2 separate regions of the Mus musculus genome follow, and region 2 is linked to region 1. The links are chromatin loops, found by intact Hi-C in ENCODE. Cell type or tissue: left cerebral cortex. All regions are shown on one strand. Each heading gives the region's core, and the rest is flanking DNA. Links, peaks and the distances in the headings are about the cores only. Region 1 holds the start of Mir99ahg (Mir99a and Mirlet7c-1 host gene (non-protein coding)). Region 2 has its middle 50 kb from the start of Gm31258.

Region 1 (8,342 bases), core at 264-8,263:
ATACCCCATTTTTTTTGCAATGTTATACAGGGGCTTTACTTTATATTTGTTCTCTATTTGCTTGACTCTGGATTAGATTGGCTTTGTCTAATATTATGATTACAATCACACATCATGTGCTGTGCCCCTATAACCAACTTCTAGCTGGTTCAGTTATCTTACGATGGTTCTGTTAGCTGAGACACCGCTAAGTACACCCCAGAGCGAGACTGAGAAGTATATATGGTCCCTCATGTACGCATCCTGTGAACCCAACTTTGTTTCGCAGTACAAAGAACTGAAGCTCCTTAATATATGACACTATTGACATTTATCAAGAAATGTACAACAGCTTTCTTGAATTTGGATTCATAGGCTAGATACCCCACTGGTTTTCATAGTGTAACATTATCAATTTATTATCAATTTCACATGAGTGGCAGAGGCTAGTATATAGCTCACTGGTAAAGAACCAATGTTATGGGTTTGATCCCCAGTACTGCAGAAACAAATAAAATTTAAAAACTAAGACTAACAATGAGAATATTAAATTCATCTTTGCATTTGGGATTTTTGCCTGCTCTATTTTTTTCTATAGATATTTTAACCAAATGTTGTCTGAGTTTGACTAATGATTCTGGACTGCTCATAAATTGTCATGAAAAGTGGGAAATTTCTGATTTTTGTAGGCTAGAATCAAACCAAGAGCTTTGTTTATATCAAATAAGCTTTCCACTATGGAGCTACACCCTCAGCTCCTAGAAATTTATTCTATGGATTTCTTTTTCTTCCATGAAAAAGTGACCTTCTTCCAAACATTGCATATTGTGAAGGACAGTATGTATAGATACATACTGTAATTGATATAAAAATATTAACATGTAACTTTATGATTAATATCTTGTTATATAATTCCTTTTAATTATACCTGCATAATTTAATATTAGCATATTGAAACTTAAGAGTTTAAATCGATAATTGGAATGAATTTTTAATTTTTAAAAATGTGTTCTAAGTTAGCACCTTTAAATACATATAGCAATTTTTGCACTGTTAAATGATTTAGGCAATTTAGATAATTTAAAAAAATTTTTATTAGATATTTTATTTTTTACATTTCAAATGTTGTCCTCTTTCCTGGTTTTCCCTCTGAAAACCCCCTACTCCCCACCCCCCACCAACCCACCCACTTCTGCTTCCTGGCCTTGGCATTCCCCTACACTGGGGCATCAAGCTTTCACAGGACCAAGGGCCTCTCCTCCCACTGATGACCAACTAGATCATCCTCTGATACATATGCAGCTGGAGCCATGTGTCCCTCCATGTGTACTCTTTAGTTGATGGTTTAGTCCCTGGGAGCTCTGGGGGTACTGGTTAGTTCATATTGTTGTTCCTCCTAAGGGCTACAAACCCCTTCAGCTCCTTGGGTACTTTCTCTAGCTCCTTCATTAGGAAGGACCCTGAGCTCTGTCCAGTGGATGTCTGTGAGCATCCACTTCTGTATTTGTCAGGCATTGGCAGAGTCTCTTAGGAGACAGCTATATCAGGCTCCTGTCAGCAAGCTCTTGTTGGCATCCAAGGGTCTTGGTTTGGTGTCTGTGTATGGGATGGATTCCCAGGTGGGACAGTCTCTGGATGGCCTTTCCTTCAGTCTCTGCTCCACACTTTGTCTCTGTAACTCCTTCCATGGGTATTTTGTTTCCCCTTCTAAGAAGGACCGAAGTATCCACACTTTGATCTTTCTCCTTCTTGAGTTTCTTGAGCTTTGTGAATTGTATCCTGTATTCTAAGTTAGCACCTCAAAATACACTGTGAAATGATTTAGGCAGGGGAGATAATTTTCAAATTAAATGAATTGAGCAGCCCATGATCTGCTACATTGGATCAAGTCATCAGAAAACATCTAGAGGAGCGAACGTTTCCTCTACAAAGTAAAGATGGGACTTGACGTGAATCAAAATGACAAACTCTCTCTAATAGTGTCTGGGTAGTAATCATTGCCGAGTAATAGCAGACTTCAGCAGAGGGGACTATTTTCATAACCTGTGTGTAATTCAGAAAGGTCTATGGCCACATAAAAACCTACAAACTGGCCATAAAAACTACTTTATAGCCAGGGAAATCATCAAGGCCTGTTCAACTTCTGTTGTATGTTTTATGCTGTGCATGGTTATTAGTGACCTTTCTGAACTTGCTAGAAAGAAATCCTTATTTCATGTACACTGATGTTCCATTACAATAGGGGCTAAATCTTGAAAGTAGATGACTGTAGACATCTAAAATATAAGGCTGGGTGCCCTTGTTGACTCTTAAATTAGCTGTTCATCTTGAATAAAGCGATTGAGAAAACTCTGAATGTACAACACGGGGTATTGGGGTAGTGATGAAGTGTAGCAACCTCGGTGGCCTTGGGAACCTTCAAGCACTAACTAGGTTAGTCGCTAACTAGGTTGGTCATTTTCCCATGTCTATTTTTCAATGTCTATTTTTTAGTGATGCTCACTTTCAGTATACAAAACAGGCATGAGGGAGTCACAGAAAGATCTCAAACATGTTTTATTTATTTATTTATTTTTTGTTTTCTAAAACTTATTCAGAGGCGATATACAGACCAATCAATGACGCATATTTCACATTTGAGAAAGTGGAAACCCCAGTTTCTGCACTCAGTCTCACCCAGAGCTAACTTTACCACTTATATTCTCTGTTTCTGTACTTTCAAAAAGTCTGCTCTACCTATTAGAAAGCATTATTTAGCTGCTAATCTTATAATTTGTTCATTTTAATTTGTCTATGTTTTGTTTTATATCAGATAACAGCTGATTAAAGCTAATTCAGTTTTGCTAATTCGAAGATGGTCGAGGCAGATGAAAGATCAGCATCTAAAGGAATTTCCCAGGCAGGCCTCGCATGCCTGTGCAGTTACTTAGTAAATAGGGTGAAGGATGGAGTGTTGGGCATCTATCTCTATCTCTGAGTGACAGCTACTGGGAGAGGGAGGGTGTCTAATCTAATCACTGTAGAAACATGAGCATTTTAATTTGGTTGGATCATTCAAAGAAAGGGTTTGCTTTGAAGTACAATTACTTGATACTTCCTTGTCACAAATTTGATAATGATACCTATCCTTGTAAAGTGTTTTTGAAGACTACGAAGATGTAATGCATAAAACGCAGATAGAGTTTTGCAATATTACATTTTTTTTTCTTAGCACGTCATAGCTTTTCTTATGAATTCCCAGTTAAAAATGTACTAAAATGAAGAAGCGCTTTTTCGGAACTGGAGGAAATTGTAACTAATATAGTTCTGAAAATAAGAGAATTCGTGAAGTTAATTTTGCATGGAATCTCACCCGGGGTTAGCAGGCTAGGCTGTATCCTCAAAGTGAGGTCAGTTCCTTAGCTACGGAGAACTTTGTCGATAGTTGCATCAAAATTAATTAATTAAAATTAATTTTACATTAAAATTCTTTAAAAGTCTCAAGGAAAACCATACTACTGCCTATGCTTAGCCATGTGATACAAGGGATATGTATGCTGGTAATCATGTGAGTGTCTACATGAGCTCTTTTGTCATTTCCACATCTGCAGGCACATAATATAAAGAAAACATGTTACTATTCTGTCCTGAACGCTGTTTGATTTAATGTGAAAAAGTATTGTTTTAAATTCACTGAGTCAAGCAATACCTACTCAGAAAGAACACTAGGGGGTTACCTTCGGTTTACTTTACATCTTTAGCACATTTACTATTAAAAAATATTTCTAGAATGCAGTGTCTGCTCGGCTTAGGTTATCTAAGCTGTAATAAGTAGCCTTGGGACCCCTGAAGGCACACCCCACACACTTATGCTGTGTGACCTCGGGTCACAAGTAATGGCTGCAAGCTAATTGATTGAGAAAGGCTTGTCTGGCAGGGCCCCTTTTGCGTCCTGCCTGTACATTCCGAAGTTCTGTGAAAAGAGGCACTAGCGCTCAGCCACGCAAGGCAGGAAAACAGAGGAAGTTTTCGCATTCTGACTGCAGCCTGAGTTCCCCGGAGCAAGGCTGCTTCTCTCCACCCACTCCTCACCAAGAACTCCTGAACTTGAGAGTGGACGACTTCAAAGCTAGCTCTCACAGACTCACCTGGAAAAGAGTTCAGCTGCGCGTTCATTGAACCGAGAGGCCAGATCACCTATGTGAGGCGGTGGGAACCATATGGAGATTTATATTAGAACTTCAGCAAAGTGCACAGCTGCAGCCGGCAGAAGCCAGCTCTCGGGCTGACAGGCAAATGAACCAGATCGTGGACGGGGCCTCTGGGTGGCAGCTCCGGCCTTTTGGTTGTTGGACAACTATAGTCAGAACTGAAATGGAACAGGGGCAGGAGAAATAACACACTTTTACTCCACGCAACTGTTGCTTTCACATGGTGAGTGCAGATTTAAGATGTTGCTCAAATATTCTTTCTGGGTTGTAATACAAGTTAAGAAATCTGCTCTGCTTTTTGGGGGGTGGGGGGAGAAACAAGCCATCAAGAATACTTAGAAATTCCGAAGCTCTGTGGCTTTGTCTCTGCTTCATTTCACGTGATACTTGCAATCTGAGAGAAAAAAAAAAAACTCGTAGCGTCCAGTCTGTTCTTTCTCTTCCAGATTTTCTTTTGTTTAAGTCCTGCTTTTCTGCAACCAGAGTCAATATTGATTTAGGCAAATCAAATGTGGCTGGGATGAGGAAGAAGGGGGAGTCAGGATATGTGTAAACATTGCATTTAGTCCAACTTCTGTGTCACTGGGCGCTGGCTTCATGATTTGGTGCCTTATCTCAGGAATAAGTCCTATGGAAAGAGCTTTGCATTCCTGGCCAGGAGAAGGGTCAGGGCCCGTGTTTAGCAGCCAGCCAGCCAGCCAGTGAGAATTGCTGTTGCTCCCTCTTATTTTTAATATAAAATAGTTAAGAAAGTACATCTTCATGCATTGAAAACTAAGTGTGCTTTGATTTCCCAAGTCCCTTCCCAGTGGTTTATGTGTCTTATCCCTGGGAAGGATTCTTTAAAAGTCCTTGAGCAACAGCGTGCAAACTTCTTTTGTTCCTGCTGATCCTGTTTGCTCACGTTGTGTGCTATCGACTTTGCACACATTTCTTTTTGAAGAATCATGTTGCAGTAATGCAGAGCAGTTTTTGTTTGTTTGTTTGTTTGTTTGTTTCAGTGCAAATACCTTAGAAGTTAGTAAGGTCATGTTTTCTAAAATAAAACCAACCAAGCTCAACGAAAAACCTTACAGTATAAGTTGAGAATAATTCCTTGTTTAAACGTAACTAAGTCCTGTTTTAACTATGTTTTGTTGTTGTTCAAAGAAAATCTTAGCTTGCCAGCATGTCCAGGAATGTGAGCCGAGGCGACCTATTTTTCTTATTCCAACCTCTCATGTTCATAATCACATTTATAGTAAGTGCTAAAATATACTTTCTGATGTTCACCTCATTAGAAAAATCAGTTTTTGCTACCATAATATTTGCAATTGATGTTATCAAAAAATATGGAGGATCTTTATGGTCCATTTGTTGATTTGATGAAGTTTTAGGTCTACTTCAGCATCGTTTAAACATTTTCCAAAGCAGAGAGACAATTCAGTTTTGTCTACTTGTTTAAAGCACAGAACTTACATGGGGGACAGACTCCTTTTATCTGGAATCTTCTGTTTGTTAAAGTAAATTAATAAACCAAACAAAAAACCAAACAAAAGGCAGCCAGTGAGAAGCTGCAGATTTGTAGTGAAAGGGAAGGGGACTTTAAGGGTGTCGGAATGTGATTCCATTTCCGAGGTAATTTTGTAGCATTTCTTAGCTGCCTTTGCAAACTTTATGGAAACCTGTTAACCGCTGGCAGCCCTGAGCCCTAGGTTTGCATTTTGAACGGAGATTATGCACAGGAAAGACAAGTTCGTCCTGTCATGTGACCTGAGCTGCCTTATCAAAGCAAAATATGGCAGCCGCATTCTTTCCTGAGAGAACGAAGTTCATTATGTCCTTGCCACCTGTTACGTTCACTCTTTGTCCTTGTGGCCACACAGTTCCTGCTTGTTCCTGCTGCCAGAAAGGGATTTTCCTTTTAAGAGAGAAAACCAATGATTTTTTTTTTTCATTTACATGTTTTGAAAAATTGTGTTCTTTCCCCACAAAGCACCCGGAATATATTTCATAAGGCCTTTTGTTAAGTTGATGTGAATAGCAAGAAAATGTGTGTATTGTTTTGAAAGCCTTGTACGTCTCCTGATAAATAAAGCAAAGGTGTAGCTAAGGATTTATGAAAAAGATGGACCTTCTGAAGATTATGATTGAGGAAAAAAATGCATTCCTTATTATTTCCTCCAAACCAATTAAAAAACTAGAAGTACAAAAGGCAACTTCATTATTACTATTTTTTTCAAGCACAGCTCAGAAAGTCAGCATGGTAGAGAGAGGGCCTCCAAAAGAATGTGGTTCCCTCTGGAAGTGGGTGAATTGCAAGGAACAAAAGATAGAAAGTGCTGCATAGCATTTAAATGTTTAAACTTAAATGTTGATCTGTTATCATAGCTGGTCATACTTACTTACTAGTGGACTGTAGAGAACTTTTAAAAATTAAAATCAACTCTAGTATTTTAATTCTATGTATTTAAGAAGGTGCATATCTTTTTAAAAAGAAAGTGCTAATCTTCCCTTGAGCTCAGTTTTTTTTCCTCCAGCTAAGAGGAAACGGTTATATGTTAACAGCTAATATGTTACAGCCATATTTCTTATTTATATGAAGAGTGCATGCATGCGTATTCTCTACAAGCATATATTCATGTTTTATGTACATGCTTTTTAACATCTTACAGCCAGCTCCTCCCTTCTCCGGATGCCATAATTCATTTTATTCTTGGACAGAAGAGAATTGTACAAGAATCCAACAAATATATACAGAAAAATGAAAATAAAATGTCTTCTGACACTGCTAAATGAAACAAGGTGAAATTGAGCTTCACAAAGGGAAAGGGTGATACAGGGAACTTGTAGACGCTCTCACGAATCACTTGCCAGGCGCATTTTTCCCCCATGTTGGTGATTAACTGTCCTTCTGTACAGCAAAGCAGGGTGCGCTTTTTTTCTTTTCATTTGAACTTTGAACCTTTGAGTTCACATAGAGGGTTCCAGAGTGAACTGCACGTGCTCTGTTGTTATCCACCTCTGTGATCTGCTTACATCTCATGCTCATTACATCTCAGGTTCCTTCTTGACCCCTGTAGCAGTAGACATCTGTAGCAGTGAGCCTGCATCTGCACTGGTCAGGATGGGACCACATCGCTGCATCTGTATTTCAGTTGGTCTTTGGAATTTATTTGGAAGGAGATTTATCCCATCCACACTATGGATTCCCAAAGGCCTTTCCCTGAAAGCAGTGGTACCTATTGTTTTTCTTTACCTGAAAGATGAGCAGGAACACCTCCAACAGTGCTAAGACTACATTCACAAGCCACTGTACCCAACTTTATATTTGAGTGCTGTGGATACAAACTGATATTGTCAAGTTTTTCACAAGCGTTTTACTAAAGAGCCCCTTCCCCAGCCCCTAACCTTTCGATATTATTCTCTTATATTTTGGGATTTTTGGTTTGTTGGATCTTCACCTTCATAGCTACTTCAGCTGTGAGATTATTGGCTTTTGTAAGAAATAGAAAATTCAGGGCTTTTCTTCTTTCTCCTACTATTAGCATTCAACTCCTTATGAAACTTTCTAATAATATATTATTCTGAACGTCTCTTCCATCTTCTTTTATATATCTATTTGTGCTGCACAGGTTGCTAAGATTTGTGCCAGTAGATTACTAAGAGATACCGACCCATTTTCTAATTCCTTTTTGACTATGTCCACTATATAAAATTCATAAAGTGTGTTTTACTTACATCTCTATCGAGGGAGGATTCAAATAGATTCTTTTCTAAGAGAAATGTTTATTTCATTATTAATTCTGCCTTTACATTTGTTGTCTATTATACTGTCTCTTTATGGGTCCTATTATGCTTAATTTGAAGTCATTATGAAGTAGCTTTGCTATTTCACAACCTTTAAAGTAACTTAAGCGATTACGTGTGTGTGCATGCAGGCTAGAGGACAATATTGGGTGTCTCTCTGTATTATTTCCTACCACATATTCTGAGAGAGTCTCTTAATAAACTTAGAGATTTCTAACCATCTAGAGTCTTGGGCAGTCAAACCCCAGAATCCTCCACCAGTGCTAAGACTACATTCACAAGCCACTGTACCCAACTTTATATTTGAGTGCTGTGGATACAAACTGATATTGTCAAGTTTTTCACAAGCGTTTTACTAAGGAGCCCCTTCCCCAGCCCCTAACC
Region 2 (8,342 bases), core at 270-8,269, 77 kb before region 1:
GGGGGACTTTTGGGTTAGCATTGGAAATATGAATGAAGAAAATACCTAATTAAAAAATATGTTGTTGTTTAAAAAAAAGAATTAAAAAAAATGATCTGAGAAACCTGCCAGTTTGGAAGAAAGAGTATGTGAGTACTTTTAGCTTGTGGAGAATTCAGGTATGGCCAAGGCAGCTGTATCTATTATTGGTTTGCTTCAACCAAGAGAATCAATTGACTTAGCATTAAAATAATAGGATATTACCTTGAGGGGGAATCCTACTTATCAAAGGTTCCATGTTATTAATTGAAAGATCCATTTGTATGACATTCCTTTCAAAAGAAAATGTGACCACAGGAATCTACATTCAAACAGGGTTGTCTGTAGAAATATTTTACCAACTCTGAACACACAAACACCAGGAGGTGATTATAATTTGGGTCAAAGTGGACCAGTATATACCTTGGATTGACAACAGGAATTGAGATGATCCACATGGTGCTCATATTTTGGGAATGCAGATGCCAACAGTTAAGACATCACATAAGTGCAGAAGTTTGTGGCAAGGTTCTATAGAAAAGCCTGGAAGACATGTAATATGCAGAAACAGATTGCCTACATGGGACTGTCTGAGATTGCTGTATCTAAACTCAAGAAGGTAAAGCCCTAAGTTCCACTGGAGATGCTAGGATGTTGGAGACTTAAGGAATATGGATCATTTGTTGAAGAAAGCTTGGTGTTGAAGAATACCACACTTGTGTACTAAAAGTGGCAGCACTTTAGGTGCAGGACTCCATAAGTTTACTGGAGCACAACTCATTTCCCCAGCTCCAGTTTTGGACCACCTGTATGTGGAACATGGATTACTTGGTTTCCTCTGCTGGATTTCAACTTGATTTATGTCTACTATTTCTTTGCTTTCCTCATGTGCCTCTCTTTTGGATAGGGAATATTTACTCTGTGGTGAGAATTCGAAAGAAGAAAATTGTTTCTTGTATTGTAGGGCTGCATTCACACAGAAATGAGTTTGTCTTGAGTCTCTGTAGAAACTTTGGACACGTGAACATTGTGACATTGTTAAGATTGCAGTGAATCTTGAAACAGCAGTGATAATATTTTGCATTGAGAGTCTGTGGGAGCCAGGGTTGGAGTGTGATAGTTAAAATGGGAAATGTTCTTACTGGCTTGTGTCTCTGAATACATCATCTTCCATGTGATGGTACTGTTTGGAGGGTTATGGGTAATAGGTGGTGGAGTCCATAAAGGTAGACATGTGAGTTTCGTGGTCTTATCCTACTTCTGGCTCCTCCGTTCTTCTCTTTCTCTCTCTCTCTCTTTTGCTCTCTCTCTCTCTCTCTCTCTCTCTCTCTCTCTCTCTCTCTCTCTCTCTCTCTCTCTCTCTCTCTCTGGTGAATCTATGATCTGAGAATTAGCCTGTGCTTACTTGCACCTTAGTGAACTGCTCTGTCATTCCATGATGGACTATTGTGTTGAAACCGTGAGCCAAACTCTTAAGTTGTTTCTCTTGGGTTTATCATAACAACAAGACAAATAACTAAAGCAGCTATACTTTCCTCGTATGTATACCTAAAGTTTAATGCATAAAATACACATATTAAAATATTAACAACTAGTATTATAGCTAATAGGCTATAAGATCATAGGTTATTATAACAATATACTTTATGAACATTTCCACACACATTACTAGTTGTATGGTTTGCAGTCATTGCGCAGAAACATTGAGATCCCACACCATTCCACATGGTAGTCAAAATGGCTAGCAAGTGAATAGTGCTCAAGAGATGTATACAACCTGAATTTTAGCAAATATGAAAAAATAATAATTCAGATAATAGGAGGGTGTAGTGGGTGCTATAATATTGCATCTTGCTACCAATATTGAACATTTTAAAAATTACAGATTATTTATATCTTGAGCTTTTATATAAATACTTTTGAGACCCATTGCTATTTCACGATTCACTGCAATCTGGCCTTGATCTCATTGTCTTCTTACTTAGTGGTGAAATTTCATATATGGGTTATCATGCTTGCTTTTGGGTCACGCCTTTGGACTGACATGGATCATGAGTAATTAGAATTGAAGGAAGGTAAACCATGGGTAACAATGAGGGAAGGATAAAGCATTACATTTTACTGATAAGATTCTGCTGTCTTATTACATGTGTGAGCAAAGAATAGGTGCCTTTAATAACTAGCGTGCTCTAATTTGCACCAGCCCCTGGACTGTGGATGAAAAACAATAAATCTGATTCATAGAGTAGATTAACTTGTACTATGGACTCCTACTGCGTACATTCTCCTTTCTGCCATTCATTGTCTTACTTGCATGTTGAGTCTCTCTGTAGTGACTATGCAAGTTGTCCCTGATTTCATATTTCCTTTAGTAAATAAGGATCTTAGGAAACCATTTTTTTTCCTGGTAGTTGTTATATTTTCTTCTGTTTATCTAAATTTTCTGTGTGAATAGAAAACTTATTTGTCATTTATTGAATCGAGACTAGGTTATTGTCACTTATACCAAGATTCATAATTCATCCTTTAAAATGCATCCTGGATCTTTTAGTATTATTTATCTGCTGTGGTAGCATACTCTTCTGTTATTTAGATCTCCATAAAGCCTCTGAATATCTTAAAATTTTAATGACTCATGAGTATAAAGGGAATAATAAGCAATTTATATACTAATTCATGCTTATTTAAGAGGAGAACAATGTTATCATAAACTCAGAACCATTCAGAGTTTGACACAGATAGAAAATAATGGCTTAATTCCACATTTTTTCAAACGTGCTCAGGGAAGTGTGGGAAAGAACTGATCTTTGGTTTGTCCTAGTTCACTAAGCAATTTGTGGTTGACTCAGAAAAAGAACCATATTTTGTTAAATTGCAATTTTAGAAAGAGTGCTGGCCATAAAAGTAACATTCTTCTGTAGCATAAATTTGAAAATAAAATGTGAAAAAATGAAAATACATCGTTTTATACTCTAAATTATTTGGGCTAAACAGAATGTTTTAAAATTTATACATCTTTTAAAAACTATTAAACTTCATTCTATTATCACTTGTATATCTTCATGCTAAGCCTAGAAGCAATAATACTGTAGAGATTCATATGAGGAACACACCCATGGATTAAAATAATGAATTTATAAGATAGTTACTTTAAAACGTTGATGTTTAAATTACAAATTTATAACACACAAACTTAATAGAGATCGAATATGAAGATCTCATTAAAATTCAATAAATATATTTTCTTTTCATGTAAAATCCACATGAAATTTGTCCAACAAGTGCTGTCTTTGATGTGGACACCCACTGCCTGCTCCTGTGGAAGTGCTAACTCCTCTTAGGATTCAAGACTGTATCTTCCATCAATCAAGAAACTTGCTCAGTTAATGAGTCTCCTTCCTCTTGTGTCATCGTCGCTCCCTTAAATCTGCTCTTTCCTTCTAGCTCTTAAAGATGACCAGCTTCCATTCTTCAAAGGCTAAGCCAGAAAAACCAAACAACTGTGACTGGCCCCTCTGAGTTGCTTCCTGGTTTGCTTACTCATCCTATTGCTGAACAGGAAGTTAGTACAGCTAGGGAAATACATAGTTTCTTGGGTCAAACACTCACTCGGGACAATAGTATACTTCCTTACCTGCCACTCAAAGTGATAGTATGTTTTAGAAATCATAAACAACAGCTCTTCTAAGTACATGGAACTGTCTCCTTTGCTTCTAATACTAAGTCTATAGAAGTGGGGCGGGGAGTACCATGCACAAGCTCCCGTTCCACCATGACTTTTGAGGGGCTCAAGGCTGAAAATATATCGTTCATCATAGGTTTACAATTTAAAGCCCCAGGCCCACTTCTCCTGATTTATTTTCAATTCTGTTCCAACCGAGGTTTCAAATACTATAAGGGAAAAAGATAGCAGGATCAAGTGATTTTAAATAAAGCCAAAGTCCTAACCCCACTTTAAAGAGAAGTCAACGCTGCGCTCTGATCAAGGAAAACTGGACGTAAAGCCTGTTGCCTCTACAGTATTTCAAAGAGAATGATTACGAGAAGAGGGTATGTCCTGTTGTGGCTGAGGCACCAGCTATTCATGCAACATTGGTAAATCAACATGTTTATTGCTTCCATTCTCAAGATGATGAATGTAGCTGAGGGGAGATCTTCCAGCATCCTTTTCTTTTGTTATAAGCAAGGCCATTAAAATAAATAAGTTCATAAGTCAAACTATAAAACACTGGAAAGTGTAACTTCCTTGATTGTATTCAATTTAGGACTTCAGAGTAGTGTCAGGGGTACTATGGCTACAGTGTAACCTCTCTCTACAGAATGAAAGAAACTGACACAGTTTTATTTACAAGCTGTAGCATTTGGAAATTAGATTTGTTTTTGGTAGTCAATAAAATAAGTAAAAATTAAATTTCCACTAGATGGCAGTAGATCAAGTCTTCCTGTAACAGCTTTGTTTTTGTCTTCTGTCTTGTATTTAACCACATAAGCGGGCTGTTCACAAACACGTCTAAGGAATCCGGTGCTCCTATATGAAACTTCAATTTATTTTTATTTGATGTCCTGTTTTTAAGACACCATGAAACTGTTATAGGTGAGTTCAGTTTTATAGTGCCTTGTAAACTATTGCTTGCTATGATTATGACAATTTCTTTAAAAATTACAGTGCTCTAATCAATATATCTACAGGAGAATCTAAACTTATCTCTATTATACTCTTGAATATTCCAGTTTCATGGAAAGCCAGTTTTTTAGTCCACTGTCAAAGCTGGTTATTCATCTTCTTGAGTCTATAACATTCACTTTTCTTCTATGTCACTGAATTTCAAGTGGTGACAACAGTTTACAGTCATTACAGGTTTGTGGGTATTGGATTTTATTGTAGGGAGGAGATGGTTTCAGATGAAGGGATGAGTGTTCACAGGATGGCTCCTGTACCAATCTGCTTTTCTCTTTACAGTGATGAACACCAGGACTGAAAGCAACTCACGGGAGGGAAAGAAGCGTTTGGGTTACAGTTCCATCACAGGGAAGTTGGTGAACTGGAGCCTTAGCAGATGCGGGAACCCCTTGGGGACCCTGCTTAATGGTTAGCTTGCTCTCTTGCTTCAGCTCTGTTAGCTTTCTTATATAGTCAAGGACCTGCTGCCTAGCAGTGGTATTATCTCTTGTATAAGTGGTGAGCCCTCCTATATAAGTCATCAACCAAGAGTGTCCTATAGACATTCCCACTGGATAATCTGATTAAGGCAATCTCCCAGTTAGGAATCCAACAAACATAACAGTTTGACTTGAATCATCATAGAAAGCTACCCAGTGTTCATAAGTTTTAAGATACAACGGAGCATGGAAAGATAGTACACTTTTTGTGTGTGTGTGTGTGTGGGGGGGGATTTAGCAACCTCCCAGGATGCAAAGAGGCTGGTAGTTTCATCCTAACACGATCCCCTCAAAAGCTGCCCCATTTCTCATTATCAAGCATTGTTTACTATATATACCTCAGAGCTGCCCTGTGTCTGTGTCCACTTCCCCCTCAGAGGGTAGCCAGACTTGTTGTAGACCAAGCTTGACTGAAGAGAGGGAAGCTTAGCCTAGCACAGGTAGGTGCAGTACAGGATCTTGGTGATGAGTACACACACGCACAGAGCAGCTTCAGACAACAGGTCCTCTTATTGAGGGGAAGAAAGGAGTATTTATGACCCTGGGGAGGTGGCCAGGGTCTCTGGGACAAGGTTTGTGTGCTATGCATCATTTAGCCAGGACAGAGAAGTAGAAAGATGCTTCATCTCTATATCCAGGGGCTGTAGGGTGTGGGTAGAGGTCCTTATAAGGTCAAACAAGGAGTGAAGCCTGACTGTCAGGATAATAATGTTTTACTAGGGTTGATGGTTGGGCCGCTGTCTTTACGGTGCCAGATTGGAGCAGGGGAGGTAGCGAACTCCTGTCCTCATTTGAGATATCCAGTTGAGGCTTCCTGGACCCTTCCTCTGCAACCCTGGGCCATTAAGTTCTGGGACATACCTCAGGAGAAAAGGACAAATTAAGTTAGTTTGAGCTCCTCTTACAGAGGCCATACTCTTTGACTCTTCTCTTGTCTTCTTCAAGCTGGTGGATACTATAGAGAAAAGGTCATATGCTATAGGAAAATAAAAGCAGGTCTCCCAGCAGAATATCCAGCAAACATGGCTTAACAAGATGAATAAGACTAGGCATCTCCCCTCATCTCACGGCTGGTTGTGGCTACCCAGTAGAATGAAATGGGTCCTAAGTGCAGGTAAAAGAGTCAAAGACAGCTCGAACTACTGCTGCAAGTCCCACAAAAACACCAAGCTATACAACCATAAGGTATAAGCAGAAGACCTAGCTCAGCTGCTTACCGGACCAGTGTTTGTCACTTCAGTATCTGTGAGCCCTTATGAACCCTGCTTTGTTGATTCTGTGGGCCTTGTTCTCATGGTATCCTCAACCTCTCTGACTCCTACAATCCACCCCCAACCCCTCTTCTATGGGGTTCCCTTCCTCTGCCTAGTGTTTGGCTTCAAGTCTCTGCATTTGCTCACATTGGTTGCTGTGTGACTCCTCTCTGAGGAAGACTAGGCAAGATACCAATCACATTTGTCTTTCTGGGTCTAGCTTATCTCACTCACTCAAGGTGTTTTTCCATTCTTTGTTCTTTCTTCTTTTCTCCCTTCATTTGTTCGTTCATTTGTTCCTTCCTTCCTTCCTTCCTTCCTTCCTTCCTTCCTTCCTTCCTTTATTTTCCTTTCTTCTCTCATTACATCCCTTTTCTCTCCTCCAAGTCCTTCCCCCCACCTTTTTCTCCTCCAAATCTACTCCTTTATTTCTCTTAAGAAAAGAACAGGCTTCCCAGAGGAATGAAACAAACATGGCAGAACAAGTTACAATAAAACTTGCTATAACCACACACTAAGGCTGGATGAGGCAACTCATTAGGATGGAAAGAGTCCCAAAATCAGGTCAAAGAGATAAAGACAGCCCCTGCTCCCATTGTTAAGTACTGCCACAAAAACTCCAAGCAACACAACTGTAACATTTATGCAGAGGACCTAGGTCAGACTCATACCGTCTCCCTGATTGTCAGCCCAGTCTCTCTGAGCCCCTATGAGCCCTAGTTAGTTGATTCTGCAAGTCTTGCTCTTGTGGTGTCCTTGAGCCCTCTGGTTCCTACAACCCTCCCTCCCCTTATTCTGCAGAAATTCTGAGCTCTACCTAATGTGTGCTGTGTGACTCTGCATCTGCTCTTATCAGTTGCTGGATGAAAACTCTGTGATGGTGATTATTCCAGGCTTCTGTCTACAAGAATAACAGAATATCATTAGGAATCATTTCATTGACTTTCTCCCCTAGCTTTTAATTATCACTCATTATAAAAACAGAGCGACTACTAAATGTTTGACACATTACCTTTCCATCTCTCTCAAGTGATCCTATCTTTAGAACATTGAATACATTTACCCCAGATTAGTCCCATAACATCTTAATCAAATTCAGGTTATATAGTGAATCATACTGCAATGTCTTTTTATACCTCTGGAACTAGTTTAAAATAGATACAAGTCAAATTAGTGTATGAAATGCTTAATGTAAAGAAGAGTTTGATGATGTCATTCCTCAATATATATTGTATATTAGATAACATATCCCTTTTGCCCATTTCTAAGTCAAACATAAGAGAGACAGAACTATAAAAAAATATTTCATTTAGAACAATATCAGTATGGGTCCATGAGGAGTTTGTATTAAGAATTTTGTCTAGGACTTATTTGATTATTGTATTTAGTTATTAACTTGCTGGTTTGAGGGTGATGGACATTGCAATCTCTCAGAAATTTCTATGTCACAGTGTTTTAAATCTTCTGTATCTTTCTGGAAAGGAGCATTACTTCTGATTAGGAAATTCAGCTTTCTCCCATGATTAAAACAAACAAATTGCCCATTGATCAATTAGGTGATTAGTTATGTAGCACCACATGGCTAGTTCTGACCAATAAAATATAATCAGAAATATGGCATGTGAAAGAGAAGGAAACTGGCAGATGACATTTTCATCTACCTACAAGAAGGAAAAAAGGAGCAGCTAGTGGGTTGGGGTTACAAACCATCAATGACTGCCTCTCTAGGAAAGCTGCTCCCTCTAAAGGTTCCAGAACCTTCTCAAACGCTACCACTGTCTGGAGTCCAAGAGTCCTAATACATAAAAGTATATACAAGCATCATAAAGGTATTCTATCATACAGGTAATATTTTTGGTTTTATAACATTTTTCAATTTATTTATTTTATGTATATGGGTACCTTTTCTAC

Evidence for each region. Hi-C counts contacts between places; a loop is a spot of excess contacts. Peaks named below come from ENCODE experiments on the same cell type or tissue, not always from the same donor. Only the 100,000 strongest peaks of a DNase experiment are listed, where the experiment ranks them.
Region 2: a loop joins it to region 1, with 2.2 times the contacts of the local background. A loop is called at or near these places in 5 of 42 quality-filtered maps.

Annotation. Positions count from the first base shown.
Region 1 is chr16:77,325,287-77,333,628 of GRCm38, forward strand. Mir99ahg (Mir99a and Mirlet7c-1 host gene (non-protein coding)) reads left to right here and starts at 4,042. Exons shown (of 5, transcript NR_015543.3): 1 at 4,042-4,392. In left cerebral cortex, for the core only: CTCF peaks have their summits at 3,703 and 4,268; DNase peaks (open chromatin) are centred at 4,032, 4,234 and 5,899; H3K4me3 peaks cover 3,763 bases; H3K27ac peaks cover 3,356 bases.
Region 2 is chr16:77,248,076-77,256,417 of GRCm38, forward strand. No RefSeq gene overlaps it. Among named protein-coding and RNA genes, the nearest start is that of Gm31258, 50 kb to the right of the region's middle. In left cerebral cortex, for the core only: a CTCF peak has its summit at 4,439 (motif pointing right); a DNase peak (open chromatin) is centred at 4,459.